2 separate regions of the Homo sapiens genome follow, and region 2 is linked to region 1. Evidence: read pairs that join two places in POLR2A ChIA-PET (ENCODE). Cell type or tissue: GM12878. All regions are shown on one strand. Each heading gives the region's core, and the rest is flanking DNA. Links, peaks and the distances in the headings are about the cores only.

Evidence for each region. ChIA-PET counts read pairs that join two places held together with the same protein. Peaks named below come from ENCODE experiments on the same cell type or tissue, not always from the same donor. Only the 100,000 strongest peaks of a DNase experiment are listed, where the experiment ranks them.
Region 2: POLR2A ChIA-PET joins it to region 1 with 5 read pairs; 2 of 35 experiments call an interaction of 5 or more read pairs at or near these places.

The regions. Positions count from the first base shown.
Region 1 is chr9:125,698,369-125,703,995 of GRCh38, reverse strand. The region is part of intron 1 of MAPKAP1 (MAPK associated protein 1); the gene reads left to right. Among named protein-coding and RNA genes, the nearest start is that of MAPKAP1, 6.0 kb to the left of the region's middle. In GM12878, for the core only: no CTCF peak of the experiment used is centred there; DNase peaks (open chromatin) are centred at 2,456 and 2,915; H3K4me3 peaks cover 2,147 bases; H3K27ac peaks cover 3,579 bases.
Region 2 is chr9:126,987,445-126,991,444 of GRCh38, reverse strand. The region is part of intron 4 of RALGPS1 (Ral GEF with PH domain and SH3 binding motif 1); the gene reads right to left. Among named protein-coding and RNA genes, the nearest start is that of RALGPS1, 75 kb to the right of the region's middle. In GM12878, for the core only: no CTCF peak of the experiment used is centred there; no DNase peak of the experiment used is centred there.

The DNA of each region.
Region 1 (5,627 bases), core at 715-4,714:
AATGTTTTTCTTTTTTGGTGGGGGAGCTTGTTTTGCTTATTGACTTATACCTGAAGACTTCAGAAACTTTTGCAGTTGAGTGGATTTATATGATTCAGCCTAAGATAATTTGCTGGCAATCTGTTATTCTGATGTATAGGCCTTACTGTTACGGACGCAGTTGTAGATGTCAAATTATTATATGACAAGGACTTCTGTCACGTTACTTGTTTTTTTTTTTTTTTTTGAGACAGTCTTGCTCTATCACCCAGGGTGGAGTGCAGTGGCATGATCTTGGCTGACTGCAACCTCTGCCTCCTGGGTTCAAGAGATTCTCTTGCCTCAGCCTCCCAAGTAGCTGGGACTATAGGCAGGTGCCACCACGCCTGGCCAATTTTTGTGTTTTTAGTAGAAACGGGGTTTTGCTGTGTTGGCCAGGCTGGTCTCAAACTCCTGACCTCAAGTGATCTGCCTGCCTCGGGCTCTCAAAGTGCTGGGATTACAGGCGTGAGCCACCATTCGTGGCCACATTACGTTTTTTCCCTATGGGAGGTGCCCTGACTTGTTTCTGTGAGTTCGAAGTTTTTGTGAAGTTTTTTGACTCAGAAGTCAGCATATTTCAGCTTGTGTTAAATTTAAGAGGCTTAGTGGTTAAATATGTTACTTAAGAGTCACAGAGCTAATGTGTGATAGAGCCACAAAAAACTGGCCAAAAAAGAGTAAACAAATCTTCATTAAATTATTATTATTGTTCTGTTTGAGCATCTTCCTCAGTGGTCTCCAAGTCCGATGCCTGTTATGTACTAGGATGAGTAGGCTGGGCCTTGATGAACTGGAGAGCACGGGCCCAAACTAAAGGGAGCAGTTGCTGCTCAGCTCCACTTGCTTGTTGCCATGTGAGGAAGTGGGCCCAGTGTCCTTGGATCTTTTGACACTTTTTGGAAAAGATGCTGGAAATCTGGATTTTAATTTATTCTTATTTATTTATTTAACTTTTAGAGACAGGGTATCGTCCTATCAGGCTAGAGTGCAGTTTCGTGGTAATAGCTCACTACAGCCTTGAATTCTGGGCTCAAGTGATCCTCCCACCTCTGCCTCCCCAATAGCTAGGACTACAGGCGCATGCCACTATGTGTAGCTAGTTTTTTTTTTTTTTCTTTTTTTGAGACAAAGTCTCGCTCTTGTTGCCCAGGCTGGAGTGCAGTGGCATGACCTTGGCTCACTGCAATGTCCGCCTCCCGGGTTCAAGCGATTCTCTTGCCTCAGCCTCCTGAGTAGCTGGGACTACAGGTGCCCATCACCACGCCCAGCTAATTTTTGTATTTTTAGTAGAGACAGGGTTTTGCCGTGTTGGCCAGGCTGGTCTTGAACTCTTGACCTCAAGTGATCCGCCTGCTTCAGGCTCTCAAAGTGCTGGGATTACAGGGGTGAGCCATTGCATCCGGCCATGTACTAGCTAGTTGTTGCTTTTATTTTTTTTGTGGGAAGGAGTTTCGCTCTTGTTGCCCAGGCTGGAGTGCAATGGCGCGATCTTGACTCACTGCAACCTCCACCTCCTGGGTTCAAGCAATTCTCCTGCCTCAGCCTCCTGAGTAGCTGGGATTACAGGTATGCGCCACCACGCCTGGCTAATTTTGTATTTTTAGTAGAGGCGGGGTTTCTGCATGTTGGTCAGGCTGGTCTCGAACTCCCGACCTCAGGTGATCCACCTGCCTTGGCCTCCCAAAGTGCTGGGACTACAGGCGTGAGCCACTGCGCCCGGCCTAATTTTTAAAAAAATTTTGTAGAGATGGTGTCTATCTATGTTGCCTAGGCTGGTCTTGAACTCCTGCCTTCAAATGATACTCCTGCCATGGCCTCCCAAATTGTTGGGATTACAGGTGTGAGCCACTGCATGTCGTGGATTTTAATGTATTTAGTTTAAAAATTTGCCATTAAAAATTATGTTGATCAAAACATATTTGTGGGCTGAGTGTAATTCTAGGCTGCCTGATTGTGAACTCCAACCTACCTGGCTGCTGAAATTTTGGTACCTGTTGTTCAGAGCAGGAAGTATACAATACAATGTTTTGATTATTGATTAGAAATCTCATGGTAAATTGCCAGTGTGAGGGGGCATTGTAGCTTGCGCTGATAGTTTTGGAGAGTGGCAAGGTCAATGCTTTTATTGTATAATCAAGCTAAAGTATAGATCTGGCTGGTGAGATGACCTTATAACACTTCTATTTTGTGCTCTTAGCACTTTAAATGCTACCAGATTTCTTGTCTCTTGGCCCTCTCCACAATAGTATGAAGTGGTATGGTAAATTTGTTAAATGCTCTTGTATACCTTATTTTCTTTAGTCTTCATAGTCCTATGAGATAGGTAGTATTACAAAGGGGGTAATCATCACCTCTTGAGATGAAGAAATCGGCACCCAGTGAATCACAGTTTAGTGGAAAGAGCAGTTGACTAGAGAGGGTGTTGCATCCTGAATATGCGGATACCACTAACAGCCAGTGAATCACAGTTTAGTAGCAAGTGCAGTTGACTAGAGAGTGATTTGCATCCTGAATATGCGGATACCGCTAACAGCCTTTGGAGTTTGGTCACGTCACTTACAAATCCTCGGATCTTTTTTCCTTTTTGGATAAATAATGAGGAGTAAAATTCAAGTCTTGCTGAAATTCAATTCGTAATATCCTATACTTGAGTATACTTTTACTAATATACTTTTATTACTGATGCAAAGTATACTGAATGTGTAAAACTTCAAAAAAATAACATTTTCCAGTTCCCTGCGGACTCATTTTAAGGTACTGTGTTACAAATAAGTACCATTTCAGCAGAGAAATTGGTAGAAAATTGAAGGAATGGTTTTCTTTTCGGGATGCCAAGCTTTCTGTTTCTAATTGATATGCTTAAAGTCACACAACTGATTACTGGCAGACTCCAGTGGAGATGACTCAAATCTAAAATGCTGCCCCTCCTCTCTTGCTGGCAGGTCAGGAACCACTACTCAGCTCTTCATCTGTTCTTTATTCATTACTTCCTCTGGGAAAGGCCCTTGATGGGCCAGGTGCTCCCCCAGTGCATGCAGTGCCTATTGACTATATGTACTCAAGATTGAAAGGGGGCGTAGAGACACCCAGCACAGTGAGAGAAATATGGTCAGGGAGTTCCCAGCCCAAGAGTTTAATTTATTTTTATTTTAATACCCAGCTTTCACAAGGTGAAAATTGAAGAAATACTGGTCTTGTAGATACTTGTTTTCATTCATACTCTATTGTATAAGGAAATAACAGAATATAAAAATAAAGGGAATAAATCCTGAGCAGTCATTCAAAATTTATTAACTCTAGTTGGCAGCAGTCTAGATATATTGGGGAAATGGATTTAATATAGGCAACACAAAATTTGGACTGAAAGTAGAATACAGTTTTATGTAATTGAAAGTGAGAAAAATGGGAGAAACCACTTAAAAAACAAACCCGAAACTCTAGAAAGAACAAGAAGGTATTAGAATAACTATTGGAATTAAGTTATAGTAATTGCTTGTGAAATAAGTGGAATATTATGTCACATTTATGCCTAAATATAAGCAGTGTTAGATTCTTAATATCCTATACGTGAGTATACTTTTATGAATATACTTTTATTATTGATGCAAAGTGTACTGAATGTGTAAAACTTCAAAAAAAATAACATTTTCCAGTTCCTTATGGACTCATTTTAAGGTACTGTGTTATAAATAAGTACCATTTCAGCAGAGAAATTGGTAGAAAATTGTTTGAAGGAATGGTTTTCTTTTGAAAATAAAGCGAGTATTTAATCTGAACCTTAGTTACTGACATAAAGGAGACTAACGAAGAACTGAAGTGCAGACTTGAATTTTAAGCAGTGTGACATGGGGCTTTGGGCAGACCCGCTTGGATTTGATTATTGGCTTTGTCAGTCTGTAAGCTGGACAGTCTGCAAAATGGGGACAGTAATGCCAATCTCACATAGTCCTTAGTGAGGACTAAATGAAACAATATATGTAAGTACCTTGTAAGTACTGTAGTGCTTCTGGAGAGATGCAGGTCCAGGCTGAGCATCCCTACTCAAAATATTCAAAATCTGGGCCAGATTTGCTGGCTCACACCTTTAATCCCAGCACTTTGGGAGGCCAAGATGAGTGGATTGCTTGAGCTTGGGAGTTCAAGAGCAGCCTGGGCAAAATAATGAAACCCTGTCTCTACAAAAATATTAGCCAGGCATGGTGGCGCACATCTGTAGTTCCAGGCTGAGGTAGGAGGATTGCTTGAGCCCAGGGGGCTGAGGCTGCTGTGAGCCATGATCACACCACTGTACTCCAGCCTGGGCAACAGAGCAAGACTGTCTCAAAAAAAAAAAAAAATCAAAATCAAAAATCCTTCAAAATTCAAAACTTTTCGAACTGACATGATGCCACAATTGGAAAATTCTATGCCTGACCTCATGTGACAGGTTGCAGTTAAAACTTTATTTCATGCATAAAATTATTAAAAATACTGGCTGGGTGAGGTGGCTCATAACCAGCAATCCTGGGAGGCCAAGGTGGGAGGATTGCTTGAGTTCAGGAGTTAGAGACTAGCCTGGGCAACACAGCAAGACCTTGTCTCTACTAAAAATCAAAACAATTAGCTTGGTGTGGTGGTGTGTGCCTGTAGTCCCAGCTACTTGGGAGGCCGAGGCAGGAGGATCGTTTGAGCCCGGGGTGTCAAGGCTGCAGTGAGCCATGATTGTGCTCCTGCACTCCAGCCTGGATGACAGAGGGAGACCCTGCCTCAAAAAAGAAAAAAAAAGTTAGTATAAAATTACCTTCAGGCTATGTGTGTAAAGTGTATATGAAATATAAGTGAATTGCGTGTTTAGACTTGTGTCTTATCCCCAGGATACTGCATGATATATATGAAAATATTCCAAAATTCAAAGAAAATCCAGAGTCTGAAACACTTCTGGTCCCAAGCATTTTAGATAAGGGATGCCAACCTCTAATGGCATTCAGGGCATAAGACATTCAGGATGTTAATATGATGTAATAAGCAATGATTTGATGGAGTGGTCATAAAAGAGTGAGACTCATTTTCATGTCTGGATCATGAAATTTGTTAATTTCTGTTGTGTTTTGTAAATTAGTGCACCTACATACTGTATTGAGAGAAGGACTTTAGGATGCTGTTTTTAAGCTATTATGTGAATTGATCTGCTGAGTAACAAGAAACACTTCCAAGTGTTTATATTATCTTTTTTGTGCCTGTAACTGCTCTTTGTTAGAAAAGGGATATTATGTTATCCCCGTCCCCATTTTACAAATGCCGAAACTGAAGCTTAGAGAAGTAATGTAATTATTAATAAAAATATAGAGCTACCGGGCCGGGTGCGGTGGCTCATGCCTGTAATCCCAACACTCTGGGAGGCTGAGGCAGGTGGATCACCTGAGGTCAGGAGTTCGAGACCAGCCTGGCCAACATGGCGAAACCCTGTCTCTACTAAAAATACAAAAATTTGCCAGGCGTGGTGGCACACACACGCCTATAGTCCCAGTTACTCGGGAGGCTGAGGCAGGAGAATTGCTTGAACCCGGGAGTCGGAGGTTGCCATGAGCCAAGATTGCGCCATTGCACTCCAGCCTGGGTGACAAGAG
Region 2 (4,000 bases), core at 1-4,000, 1.3 Mb before region 1:
GAAATTTGGTTTCTAACCAACACTAATGTCATATCCATGCTCAAGAAGGAAAAAAAAAATGAGTCTCGAAGTTGCAAAGTGTTGGATCAAATGTGCTGCTGGCCTGTGTGTGCAGCCAGTTCAGACTCCTGCCCCAGTAGCCTCTCCCCACCCTTCAGGCAGGCCTTATCCTGCGGCTCAGAGAGGAACTCCAGCCCCTACTCTTATCTCCACCATGAAATAAATGGAGTTGGGGAATTCCTTTTCTACTCTGTTTCCACTGTGACAAGAAACTGTTAAAACAGACCAATTTCTAGAAAATGTGCAAATAACAAATGTGAACTCAGAGCGGTAACAAATTAGACAGCTGTTTAGCCTTTGGGTGCTAAGTAACGATAGCTCTAATGAGTCTTATGCTGGGAGCCCTCCTTTCTATGCCTTGGCCCCAACTTGTGGACACCAAGACTGCCCCTACCACCTAATCCAGTTTTTTGAACAAAGAGAGGCAGATAGCATAGAAGTGGAAAGGATTCAAGGGATTTTAGTATTATTACTACTGCTACATCCTAAATGTATTCGACAAAAAACAAACAACATCAGGCACTGCATTAGATCACAGGAGTCAGGGATGAAGAGTAGTGGCATGATCTCTGCATTCCTGGAGTTCACAAACCAGGAGGGAAACAGACTTTGAACTCATAATTCAAACTTTTAAAAGTCGTAATATTTCAGTACGAGGGTGCAAAGTGCCATACGTAAGAAGTATGAGGCGGCTATGAGAGGGAGCATGAGAAGGAGGAGCACTACCTCGGAGCTCTGACTGCTCATCATCTCCCGGAGGCAGAGCAGAGCATTCCCGGCAGAGGGCACAACCTGTGCGGAGGTGCTGAGACAGGAGTGAACACCAGGGAGGCTGTGGTGTGCACACAAAGTGGTGAACTGGAGCAGGAGAGAGTCGGGAGGTCTGCTGCTGGCCTATTTCACAGAGCCTGGGAGGCTGCATGAAGGCGGATCTGCATCCTAGGAGCAGTGGGTAGCCACAGAGGGCGCTAAGCAGGGCAGGGACATGGTCAGACTTTGGCTTTAGAAAGATGTCTCTGGTTCCAAAGAGGAGGCTGGGGGATGGAACTCAATGTGAGGAGACATGAAAAGGCTGCTGCCATCATTCAGGGGAGGGATGGCAGTGGATTAGACTAGGTTGGTGTAGCAGAGAGAGATGGTCTGAGAAAACTGCCCAGCATGTGACCTGAGAGAGGGGTTTTAATGATGTCAGGGAAACCAATCTCCACTTTACAAATGACTGCCTGCTGGCCACATTCTTCCCTCTCCGAGGGCCAAACACTGATTCCAAGGAGCAGCAAAGACACACAGGGTTTGTCCGACGTCCAACATTGACCTCGGCTTTCTGGAACGCCCGCTTCTTCAGAGCAGGCAAACGGCATCCAGACAAAAGGCCAGAGGGTCAGGTTCCTGGACCCACAGGCAGTGTTTTCCTGAACTGCAACGTGTCATGTGGCCTGGAGGAAACTGTGGACTTCTGCAGGGAGTCTTCCATTCTGGCAGGCCAGCCTTTCTGCAAACCAGAAAAGGACCCAACAGATGCTGGTCAAGTCAAGCTCAAGGTCTCGAGCTCCAGCCTGATGCAGGAAGGGTGAAATCGAATCCCTCTAGAGTAAGTGTCCCACAGGAATATGTATTTTATCTGCAGAATGCCTCCTTTGTCCCAAAACATTTCTGTTAATGCTGCTCCCACCTCCTCATTCTAACCAGAACTGCCTTTTCCTTAAAACACACTTAGGAGGAACTTAGCAGGTTCCCTCCAGGGCCACAGACAATGAGGACTAGAGGGAGAGGACCAGCAGGCCCACCCAGACCACCCCTGGCCTGCCTTCCACTAACACTGAGCACCTGGTCCGTGCCTCAAACCCAGGAATAGATACTGGGGATGTTCTGGTTCCTCACCTCCAAGGCCCACAGTCCAGGCCCACAGCTTGTCTTCAGGGAGGCCCAAGCCGGGTCCTAACACCTCTACTTCCCCTCCACGCTGCTGTATGCTCTCCCACCATGATGCTCCCTTACCTGTAGCTCTGGCTTGAGTCTTCCCCTCCTCCCATTCTCCTGTTGTCATCTCTACACACTTCACTAAACTTCTCACTTCTGGGTGCCCCCATGCCTCAACCTCTTCTGTGCTTCACAAAGGCACTGCCATCACACCTTCAAGCACAGTCACCAGAGCCACCCCACCTCAAAGACCCTGAACTCTGAAATCCTCCTCCCTCCATTATTTCCTGGCTTCCCTCCCCTTCCCCTAACCAAATCTGTGCTTTGCTCTCTTCTTGACTTTTGGTCCTTCAGCGATGATGATGATGATGATGATGATGCTGATGATGATGATGATAAGGTGGGGTCTTGCTATGTTGCCCAGGCTGGCCTCAAACTCCTAGGCTCAAGTGGTCCTCCCACCTTGGCCTCCTGAGTCCTTCAGCCTTTTTTCAGGCCATCGGCTGTCTCTGGCCCTTCTGGCCTCCCTCCCTAAAGGCAACATTGCTGATCACCCTGCTTGACTTAACTAGGCCTCCTCCTACCTCTAGGGCCACTTTCTGTGCATCCTTCCTTGCCCCTTGTTCTTCCTGCTGCTCCCTAAGTGGGCAGCCCACTTTTCTCCAGACACAACTACAGCCTGCTTCCTCTCATCTTGGCCCTTGCAGCAGCCTCACAACCAGTATAACATCAGGCCCTGCCCTTCTCTCCAGTGTGACCACCTTGCCTCATGCAGACTGCTGCAAAATCCTCCTAACTAGTCTCCCTGACTACAGGTGGTTCTGTCTCAGTTGAAATGAACATCTTAAAATACAAATCTGTCCACGGTGCTCCCCTTTTAAAATCCTTCAGAGGGCTGGGTATGGTGGCATACACCTGCAGTCCCAACTACTTGGGAGGCTAAGGTGGGAGGATTGCTTCAGCCCAGGAGTTTGAGGCTGCAGTGAGCTATGATCATGCCATTGCACTTTAGCCTGGGCAACATAGCAGGACTTTGTCTCTATTTTTTGTTTTTTTAAATCTCTCAGTGAATGCTCAGGGCTAACAAGATAAAGCTCAAACTCCTTAGTCAGGCACATCTAAGCCTCCCTTCCAAGCCTCACTGCCGTCTCCTGCCCAGCTCAAACTGCCTGGCCCAACCTGGCTCTCTTGACACGTGTCCATGCTCCTCAAAGATGCCAGGCCTTGTATGGCCAGGTTTCAGTGCAAGGCCTCTCAATCTCTCACCCCCGCCAGGCTTGAGGCTCTTCCTTTCTTGCCACCTCCTCTGCTGCTGACCTCACCACTGGTCCTTGTATTTCCTGGCCACTCATCCTCTGGATTTTGGTCCTGGTCTTGCAGGAGAGACCTAGATACACTTCTCCCGTCATGACAGACTCCTCACTGTTCTCCAAACACCCATATGCAACTGAATCTTTCTGCTTTTGCGATGCTCTTGGCCACCCCGTTCTCCTGGCTTCCTTATTCAAACATCCCTTCTGTGGGACATGCTCCTTGCCTTCTGCCCATCCTCACCCTCACTCTTTCCTTGATACGCTAGCGCCCCACCCCTGAACACTTCTTGTTTACTATTTATTTACATGTCTGCCTGACTCAGGTTGAATTGTGCCGAGGTCCCCTTCATCGTTTCTCCAGCATTTAGCACAGTAGACTGATGAATGAGTAAATGAGTGAAGGCAGAGCTGACTACTGGGAAATCTGACAGTGGGGATGGAACAATGTTGGCAGGGGCAGTGAGAAGACTGGAAAAAACACGAGCACTTAGGAAAGCTTTCCACCTCACTGAAATTGGTACCCACTGCAGTTCGTTTCTATCACACTGAGGCCCACCGTACACCATGCCCCAGCTGCCAGTCGGCAAGGGAATGAAACACTGACTTCTGGTAAGCCTTTGGCATGTACCAGTATCCCTGGCAATGATGCTCTGGCAGAGCACAGAACTGAGGGAAGAGCAGGTTCTCCTTTTCTTCTCTCAAGAGCA